Linked DNA regions of Homo sapiens: region 1 is linked to region 2. A link is an interaction called in ENCODE POLR2A ChIA-PET data of the cell type or tissue named here. Cell type or tissue: OCI-LY7. All regions are shown on one strand. Each heading gives the region's core, and the rest is flanking DNA. Links, peaks and the distances in the headings are about the cores only.

What was found. ChIA-PET counts read pairs that join two places held together with the same protein. Peaks named below come from ENCODE experiments on the same cell type or tissue, not always from the same donor. Only the 100,000 strongest peaks of a DNase experiment are listed, where the experiment ranks them.
Region 1: POLR2A ChIA-PET joins it to region 2 with 8 read pairs; 4 of 35 experiments call an interaction of 5 or more read pairs at or near these places.

Annotation. Positions count from the first base shown.
Region 1 is chr19:40,356,122-40,360,967 of GRCh38, reverse strand. All of the region lies in intron 1 of PLD3 (phospholipase D family member 3), which reads right to left. Among named protein-coding and RNA genes, the nearest start is that of PLD3, 9.8 kb to the right of the region's middle. In OCI-LY7, for the core only: no CTCF peak of the experiment used is centred there; DNase peaks (open chromatin) are centred at 2,077, 3,537 and 3,837; H3K4me3 peaks cover 708 bases; H3K27ac peaks cover 2,103 bases.
Region 2 is chr19:40,568,763-40,573,608 of GRCh38, reverse strand. SPTBN4 (spectrin beta, non-erythrocytic 4) reads right to left here. Exons shown (of 36, transcript NM_020971.3): 32 at 3,883-3,952; 33 at 2,881-3,173; 34 at 1,417-1,590; 35 at 1,229-1,271. Among named protein-coding and RNA genes, the nearest start is that of SHKBP1, 5.7 kb to the left of the region's middle. RefSeq lists a silencer at 2,544-3,113 and an enhancer at 3,344-3,413. In OCI-LY7, for the core only: no CTCF peak of the experiment used is centred there; a DNase peak (open chromatin) is centred at 2,788; H3K4me3 peaks cover 1,224 bases.

The DNA.
Region 1 (4,846 bases), core at 443-4,442, 210 kb after region 2:
CCTCAAAAAAGATGTGTCCCACGCAAGCATAATCCCCGGAACTTACGTGCATGTGACCTTATTTGGAAAAAGGATCTTTGCAATTGTAATCAGATTTAGGATCTTGAGATGAGATCATCCTGGACTAACTGGATGGGCCCTAAATCCAATCACAACTGTCCTCAGAGATAGAACAGGCAGAAGGTCATGTGAACAGGGAGGCTGACATTAGGGTGATGTGGCCATAAACCCAGCAATGCCTGGAGCCACTAGAAGCTGGGAGAGGTGAGGAATGGAATCTCCCCTCCAGCTTCTGGAGGCGCATGGCCCTGCTACACCTTGAGTTTGGACTTCGGCTCCAAAACTGAGAGAATGAATTTGTTGTCTTTTTTTTTTTTTTTTTTTTTTAAGACGGAGTCTCGCTCTGTTATCCAGGCTGGAGTGCAGTGGTGCAACTTCAAATGATCGACTGTCTCGGCCTCCCAAAGTGCTGGGATTACAGGCAGGAGCCACTGCGCCTGGCCATACATTCTGTTGTGTTAAGCCACCAACTTGGTGGCAATTTGTTACAGCAGCCCGAAGAAACAAACACAGGTGTTACAGGATCCCCTGGCGGCTGTGCGTGGGGAACAGACTGGGGCAGGGCAAGGGAGCCCAGGGAGGAGGCTGCTGGGAGCATCCAGACAGGAGCCAAGGGTGGACAGGACCAGGGTGTGGTCAGCCAAGTGTCGAAGAAAGGGCGGGGTCTGGATGCATTTTGAAGGTGGAGGGGATGGCATTTCTAGGCTGGATGTGGGTTTGAGAGCAGTAAAGGAGTGAGGGATGACTGAGTTTTGGCCGCAGCAACTGCAAGGATTGGAGGTGTCAACAGCTGATTGGGCAAGACAGGGAGACACAAGTTTGGGGAAAAGACCAGGAGTTTGGTTTTGAACATACAACATTTGAGATGTCTAAAATCTGACTGACTCCTCTGAATTAAAGGAGTCAACAGGCTGGGAAAGGTGGCTCACACCTGTAATCCCTGCACTCCGGGAGGCTAAGGTTGGGGGTGGATTGCGTGAGGCCAGGAGTTCAAGACCAGCCTACACAACACAGCAGGACTCATCTCCACAAAAAGTAAAGTTTTAAAAAAGGAATTAGCACACATATAATGTGCATAGAAGAGCCCCTGACATGCAGGAGGCTCTCAGCAAAGGTGACTGTCAAGTCTCCTAACAGCTCCCCACGCAAAGGCATCCCCCATCCCACCCCCAGAGACAAGACGGTTGCTTTTCATTGTAGGTCTTTACTTACATTGAATTTTTTTAAATGCACATATAACTTCTATGGAAACTAAATTATAAAGAGGCTCAGGCTCCTAGCTAGGGTGCCCCATCACCAGATCCTAGCCTCCAGAGGACTGTGGTCTCAGCGGGAGAAGGAAATCAGGCCCCCTCCCTGCTCAGATCCTTGTGGGAGCAGGGTAGGGTGAAACTGAAGGTGGGCACGGGCAGCCGGATGCTGGAGTTCCTCCTCAGCCCGTCTCAATGCCTGTATTCTCAGGACCCTAGAACCTCCATGGGGCTCCCAGCGCGCCCCATCCAGGTTGGTACTTATGCTCTGCCTCCTTGCTGGTATGACATGAGATGAAATCAGGTCTCGGTCGGGCGCAGTGGCTCACACCTGTAATCCAGCACTTTGGGAGGCTGAGGTGGGCAAATCACCTGAGGTCGGGAGTTCAAGACCAGCCTGACCAACATGGTGAAACCCCGTCTCTACTAAAAATACAAAATTAGCCGGGCGTGGTGGCGCATGCCTGTAATCCCAGCTACTCAGGAGGCTGAGGCAGGAGAATCGCTTGAACCTGGGAGGCGGAGGTTGCAGTGAGCCAAGATTGCGCCATTGTACTCCAGCCTGGGCAAGAAGAGCAAAACTCTGTCTCAAAACAAAAAACAAAAAACAAAAAAGAGATCAGGTCTCATCTGGGAGAGGGCACTGCCAGGAAGCGTGCTCTCTCCCAGCCCACAGAATACCCCCTAGTCCCCTTGCCTTGTGGTCCTGCCCCCCTTGGAGTATGACACCATAGCCCGCAAAAAGGAGGAAGTAAAACCCACTGGGTCACAGATCCCTGAACACCCCACCCCCAGGGGAGGGTGGCAGTGGGAGATTTGATTCCTCCTCTACAGCAGCCCTTTAAATTGGAGAGCTCATGGTTCAGATCACACCTCTGCCACTTTCTTGCTGAGTGATGCTGAGCATGGGGCTTTACTTCTGAGCCCTGCTGGCCTCATCTATAAACCAGTATTAGCCATATTGGCAGGGCGCAGTGGCTTATGCCTATAATCCCAGCACTTTGGGAGGCCAAGGCGGGAGGATGGCTTGAGCTCAGGAGTTTGAGACCAGTTGGGGCAACAAGGTGTGACCCCATCTCTACAAAAACTTAAAAAATTGGCTAGGCGGCTGGGCACGGTGGCTCATGCCTGTAATCCCAGCACTTTGGGAGGCCAAGATGGGTGGATCACCTGAGGTCAGGAGTTCGAGACCAGCCTGGCCAACATGGTGAAACCTCGTCTCTACCAAAAATACAAAAATTAGCCTGGCATGGTGGCAGGCTACTCGGGAGGCTGAGGTCCAAGAATCGCTTGAACCTGGGAGGCAGAGGTTGCAGTGAGCCGAGATTGCATCATTGCATGCCAGTCTGGGCAACAAGAGCGAAACTCCATCTCAAAAACAAACAAACAAAAAGATAATTGGCTAGGTGTGGTAGCCCATGCCTACGCCTGTGGTCCCAGCCACTTGGGAGGCTGAGGTGGGACCACTGCTTGAGTCCAGGAGGTCAAGGCTGCAGTGAGCCGTGATTGTGCCACTGCACTCCAGCCTGGGCGACAGAGCAAGACACGGTCTCAAAACAACAAATGAAATGGGTATCATCTTATATGCACTGGAGGGTGGTGGCTGGGGGATCTCTGAATGGTTAAGGGGGTGGGTCTCAGAGTCCCACAGCTCAGACTTCAGATCTCAGCTCTGTGGAACTGGGAAAAGAGGTTCCCTTCTCTAAGCCACACTTTCATTCTTTGAACAATGTGGAGATTAATAATACCAACCTCACATTTGTTGGGAAGTCAATGAGATCATCCATGGAAGGCAGGAAGCACAGTAAGCCCTTGAAACATGCTAGTTGGTGAGATCTGTGTACGCCCTCGTATCTTGTATACATTTTAATCACACATAATCAACATATGTGTCCCTTGCTATGTCCGTGTCTGATTTATTCCTCTAGCTCTAGGGCCCAGACCATTGTAATTGCTCAAAAAATACTGAAAGCAGAAGAAATGGAGCAGCAGAATAGAAAATTTTGAGAGGAGATTATTTTAGATGTCTCTCTATACCTAGTGACACTTTTATACACAATGATAACCAGCTGGTATCAGTTCTAAGCCCAGAGCATATAGGGTGGGTGCAGATAATGGCATCTCAACCTGAGATTCAGGCTGAGAGGGTGGGGAAAAAGTCAAGGCTGATTCAAGCCATCTGAGAATGCAGAGTGTGCTTCTGAAGCCTACATACAGGAAACATGAGGCAGATCACACCACAGGAGACATTTACAAATCCACAGGCTGGCCAGGAGCAGTAGCTCACATCTGTAATTCCAGCACTTTGGTAGGCTGAAGTGGGAGGATCGCTTGAGCCCAGCAGTTCGAGACTAGCCTGGGCAACAGAGCGAGACCCCTGTCTCTAATTTTAAAAATAACAAAATAAAATAAAATTCACGGGGCTTCCAAATGGTTTAAAACAGAAATGTTCTCATGTTTAATGGTGCTGATTTTCACTAGATGGTACAGACCTCTTTGGACTAAACCATCAATTGTTTCTGACCTCTTTGGACTGAACCATCAATTGTCTACAGAAAACGGAACAGAACACTGGTTTTGCAAACTGATTTTTCATTTTCAGCAGTTAGATCTTTTATTTCAACGGACCCTTTAAAATAAGTGCCCCTCCTAGGGAGAGAAGTCAGTCAGTCTGAAAAACAATTAAATAGGTCCAAAAAGCATCATGAATGATAAACACTTCTGAACTGGAACTTAAAAACCCTAAGCTGTCTCACTCCTGCTCAAAATCCTTCTGTGGCTCCCCATTGCCCCCAGGACAAAGGACAAACTTCTTACCATGTCCTACAGAGCCCTACATGGACAGGCCCCTGTGGACCTTCCCCCATCATTACAGCTTCAATTCCCTCTTTCTCAACCCAAAGCTCTGTCTTGTTTCCTCCTTTCCCCTGACTCCAGCTCTAGAGGTTCCAGGGCCCCCCAGATACCTCCTTCAAGGTGTCCCCAGACTCCCACACCTACTATGTCCCCAACTGTCCTTACCATCTTCCTGCCCCAGGTCCCCATTTCAAGAAGAGCTGTTGAACCCATCCTTCAGGTCTCAGCCTTGGTGCCTCCTCCTCCAGAAAGCTCTCCTTGACTACCCCCAGCCCTGGGCCTTGTCCTGGACCCCAACCATTTGTCGACTTGGTCCTGTGAGGGTCTCTCCAATTCGCCCTCCCCCACAAGCTCTGACTTAGTCTCTCCCACCTGGGTCCCCACTCCAGCCACCTCCCTTGGCTTCCAGACTCCACTCAATCCTTGCAATCCGACCTCCACGTGAATTTGACACATCCCTCTCCTGCTCAAAAACTCTGTGGCTCCCCGGTGTCCTCAGTACACAGTCTCAGCTCCTCACTGTGGCTGACAGGGCCTTGAATGATCTTCCCTGAATGACCTCTTTGGCCTACTCTCTCACCGTTCTTCCCACCCCAGCCATATTTATGATCTTTCAGTTCCTTGAACCAAAACCACACTTTCATCACCAGACCCTCCCACAGCTGCTTTCCCTGCCGAGC
Region 2 (4,846 bases), core at 343-4,342:
TCCACCCGCCTCGGCCTCCCGAAGTGCTGGGATTACAGGCGTAAGCCACTGCGCCCAGCCAGGAATCTTTTTTACACATCACTGTAATCCCCCCTAGCTCTCCAGTGCCCTTAGGTAAAAAATCCAATCTCCTCCAAATGGCCCATCCTGTCCTGAGACACCTATCTCCTGGGAACCTTTCTGGGACCTTCTTCCATGAACTCTGCCCTCCAGCAGTTAACCCTTTGCAATACTGCACCTCTGGTCCTCTGCACTTGCAGTTCCCTCTACCTAGATCACCCACCCCCTCTTGTTTTTGAGACAGAATCTCACTCTGTCACCCAGCCTGGAGTGCCATAGTACAATCACAGCTCATTGTAGCCTTGACCTCCCTGGTTCAGGTGATCCTTCCACTCGGCCTCCTGAGTAGCTGGGACCACAGGCATGTGCCACCACTCCCGGCTAATTTATTATTATTATTACCCATAGAGATGGGATCTTTCCGTGTTGCCCAGGCTGATCTTGAAGTCCTGGGCTCAAGCAGTCTCCTGCCTTGGCCTCCCAAAGTGCTGGGATTACAGGCCTGAGCCATGGTGCCCAACCTGAATCACTCCTTTTTTTAGACCCCCACTGTCCCTCTGAATCACCCTTTTTATTTTTATTTTATTTTCGAAGGAAGTCTCGCTGTTGTCCCCCAGGCTTGAGTGCAATGGCTCCATCTCAGCTCACTGCAACCTCCGCCTTCCAGGTTCAAACGATTCTCCTGCCTCTGCCTCCCAAGTAGCTGGGATTAAGGCACCTGCCACCATGCCCAGTTAATTTTTGTATTTTTTAGTAGAGACGGGGTTTCACCATGTTGGCCAGGCTGGTCTCAAACTCCTGACCTCAGGTGATCTGCCCGTCTTGGCCTCCCAAAGTACTGGGATTACAAGCGTGAGCCACCGCGCCTGGCCAAATCACCCCTTTTTAAAGCGAACTCCCTCCATTCCAGTCTCACCTGAGTGACCACGGCAAAGATGTTGGACTTTGTCATCAGGATCTGCAGGCAGCCCTCCCTGAAGCCCTTCCCACTCCCCACTGGGTTAGGAACCTCCTTTGGGCTCTCAGTGCCTGTGGGCTTTCCCATTACAGCCCTGATAACTCTGGCCTGTGAGTGTCCCTTCTCACAGCCCCATCACTCTGGGTCAGGAGCCAGACAGCCAGGTCATTACTGAGGTCCACACAGAGGGAGGAAAGGACCAGATCTCACCTCATCTTTTGCCTGGAGCAAAAACTCACTGCCATCCTGGGTCCTGCAGGAAGGGACACAGGACTTCAGAGATCTGGGGAAGGGGCCCAGCCCACCTGCCCACCAAGTGTCCCCCAGGGAAGCCAGGGTCCCACTGGGAGTTGAAGCTGAGCCTTGGATCCCTCCCTCCTGCCCATTGGGGGGCTCACTGGAGCTTGAAGACATGCTTCTTTTTCTTGTAGTCACTAGCCACCTCGCTGGTGGCCTTGTGCAGGCTGAGCAGCGGTTCCCCACCGTGTGTGCTCCCGGATGCCGGGCCCTTGGAGTCCTTGTAGAAGCCCAGTTCCCCCTTACTAAGCACACAGTACAGGCTCACCCACGACCTGGAGCGACAAGATGGGGCTCAAGGCAGAGCCGCAGCACTCTGCCTAATAACTCTTCATTAACATCCTCAAGGTCTGAATATGTCTGAGCCTTCCTACCTCTGGACCTTTGCGCCCTAGTTGCGCCCTAGTTGGACCTAAAATGCTCTTCCTTAAGGCTGTTGCTGCCCTGAGGGGAGCATTTAAGTCTCTCAGTATCAAGCCTTTGCCCAGGCTGAGATTTCCCTTCCTTATCCCCTCCCATACTGAATTTCCTGAAGGTAAGTCTTAAGCTGTCTCCTCCATAAGCCTTTGCTCCACTCAATCCTCCCCACTCATGGAGCTTTCTCAAGGAAAGTCTATTGGTCTACTGTCTGGAATAAAGAATTCCTGTCTCTCCAGTCATCCAAAGCCTCGATCCTGGAGGAATCCCTCCCAAAGCAAAACATACTAGGTGCCCTTGTTTATTCCTACCTTGGCATTAGGTACGAGGAAGAAAGACCACCTACAGATTCCACTAGCAAAATCTGAATCTGTCCTGCCCACTTCATATCTTGGGACTCACTCCATTACTGGCCGGTGATACCCCTTTTTGGCTCCACTTGTCCCCAGATTCTGCCTCTCAGTTGGACAAAAAGAGGGTGGACAAGCAGGAGCTGGACTCCCCAAGAGCAGGCACATCATGGCTAGACCCTCATTTGGAAACCTGTAAGAGATGACTCCCCCTTCCCAACCCCTACCCTCATTAGTTTGGGCTCTGCCCGTTTTCGGACCCTCCCCCAATTTGAAACTTCAAGGGTAGACCCACCCCACTCATTGGTTGAGTGACCTCTCCAAGCTCCACGACAAGCCATTGAAACCTTCTCAACTAGATGCCTCCCTCTTTGCTATTTAGCTGATCAACTCCTGGGTTGGTTGCTAAGAGGTTAGGTTCCAATTTACTCACTTTCAGAACATTTTCCTTCTGTTCCCACCTAAGCTCTACCCATCATCCATTAGATGCACTAACCTTAGGTCCTGCCCCTTCCTGTTCATTGGTTGGAATCATCAAAGTTGAGCCCCACCCCTCATCTGGCCCCACCTACTACCCCCACGGGTTGGAGGGCCTGACGTTAAACCACACCCCCTCCTGCTCATTGGTTGGCTTTCTTGATTTAAGCCACCACCACCCCCCAGCTCTGGCCCCACCTACTACCGCCACCTGCTGGAGGGCCTGAAGTTGAGCCACACCCCCTCCTCAGTCCCACCGCTCCACGCAATGGTCACCCTGAGCCTGAGACCCGCCTTCCAAAGCCCCGCCCACACGCTCACCGGTTGGACGACTTGCGGTTAGCGTCGAGCTCGCGCTTGCGCAGTAGGAAGCCCTCGTGCTGCACTGTGTGAGTGGGCGGTGGCGGAGGCGCGGGGGCGGAGCCGCCCTGGGCCGGGGCGGAGCGCGAGCGCCGGCTTCCCCCGCCCTCACCACCCTCTCTGGGCCGCGGCCGCCGTCGCGGCTTGGGCCGGTCCCGCGCCCGGGGCCGGTCCGGCCGAGGTGTCCGCTCGGGCAGCTCAAGCCCGTTGGGCAGGCGACCTGGGGGAAGCTCGCGTGGCTGAGGCAGCGACGGCTGTGTGAAGGGAGGGGGAAGAGGGGTGCTGTCCATGGAGAGGGTGTGGGGGTCATCTGTTTGGGGGAGTCATGGGTCTGGGGTCCCATCTGTCTACAGGGCCATTTGTCTCGGAGGCGAGTATGGGAGGACCTCAGGGTTGGAGGCCCAATTCTTAGGGCCCCATGGGTCTTGGGAGTGAGTCTGTTAGGACTCATTGGTTTGGAATCTCTCTCGGTGGTGGAAAGAGGCAGCCAGATCTCTGGAGGTGGGGGTGCAAGCAGGGCGTGTCCCCACTGTCTGCAGGAGAAACCTGGGGCTTCCTTCTGTGTGTGTGTGTATGAGGCTATGAAGAAATTTGGGACCCCACTGAGCTGAAGAAATACGGAGTCCAGGACAGATGTGGGAAGAGTCTGTGTGTGTGTGTCTGTGTGTGTATCTGTGTCTGTGTGTCTGTGTGTGTGTGTCTGTGTGTGTGTGTCTGTGTGTGTGTGTGTGTGTGTGTGTGTGTGTGTGTGTGGAGGGGCAGTAGGGGTCTCTTAGGTAGGTGCCCCGTCTTTCTAAGGGGGACATTTTCAGATTCTGGGGACCCTGAGAGTCCATGCTGTCTCTGCAGGGTCCAGGTAGGGAATGGGTCCTGCCAGGGCTAGGCACTGGCTGTTTCTGAGATCCTGCCTCCTGCTCTGAAAAAGGGGTCCTCCTATCCCCACCCATCCGAGGCTCAACTTACCCCAGCAGGCAGCCCTGGGCCTGCCTCTTTCTCCTGCAGCTGTTCCACAATGTCAGCCAGGGTGGCCTTCCTGGGGGATGGGGGACAGAAAGACCCAGTGAAACCAGGGTTCCTTCTCCCATGGACCTGTCTGGCTGGGCAGAGGAGCCTCCACTTCTTAGCTGGAAGTGCCAGGCCCCTGCCCACTTCTGCAGCTGTTTCTCTCAGATGCTCGCCTTAGGTACCACAGGTGTTTGGGACGTGTCTGCTGAATGGAAGACCAAACCTCTCGCCCCTTTGAATTTTTTTTTTTTTTTTTTTGAGACGGAGTCTTTCTCTGTTGCCCAGGCTGGAGTGTAGTGGTGCATGATCTCGGCTCACTGCAACCTCTGCCTCCTGTGTTGAAGCGATTCCCCTGCCTCAGCCTCCCAAGTAGCTGGTACTACAGGCGTGCGCCACCATGCCGGCTAATTTTTGCATTTTTAGTAGAGACAGGGTTTTGCTATATTGGCCAGGTTGGTCTCGAACTTCTGACCTCAAGTGATCTGCCCGCCTCAACCTCCCAAAGTGCTGAGATTACAGGCGTGAGCCACCGCGCCCAGATGCCCCTTTGAATTTTAAGCAGCACAAAGAACAACTTGCAAACGTTGCCTTTCTCCACCCACCCCTGACTCTCCAGTCCCCCAATCGCCCCCATTCCAGCCCAGATAATTCTCGGTCATCATTGATGACAAGCCTGTTTTTCCCAATGGACTGTGAGTCTCTAAAGTCAGGGATGGGACTGGTTCAGTCACCGCTCGACTCAGCACATGCCAGGCAGAGTGGGCACTCAGCAAATGTTCATGAAATGTGCAATTTAAAAAGAATCAAGAAGTCATTGTCTCCTGACCAAAGGCCTCTTTCTGGAGACACACTCAGCTGACTGGACAGATCTGCACAACACACACTGGCCAACTCTGGATTCTGAAAGTCCTGGTTCGTTTAA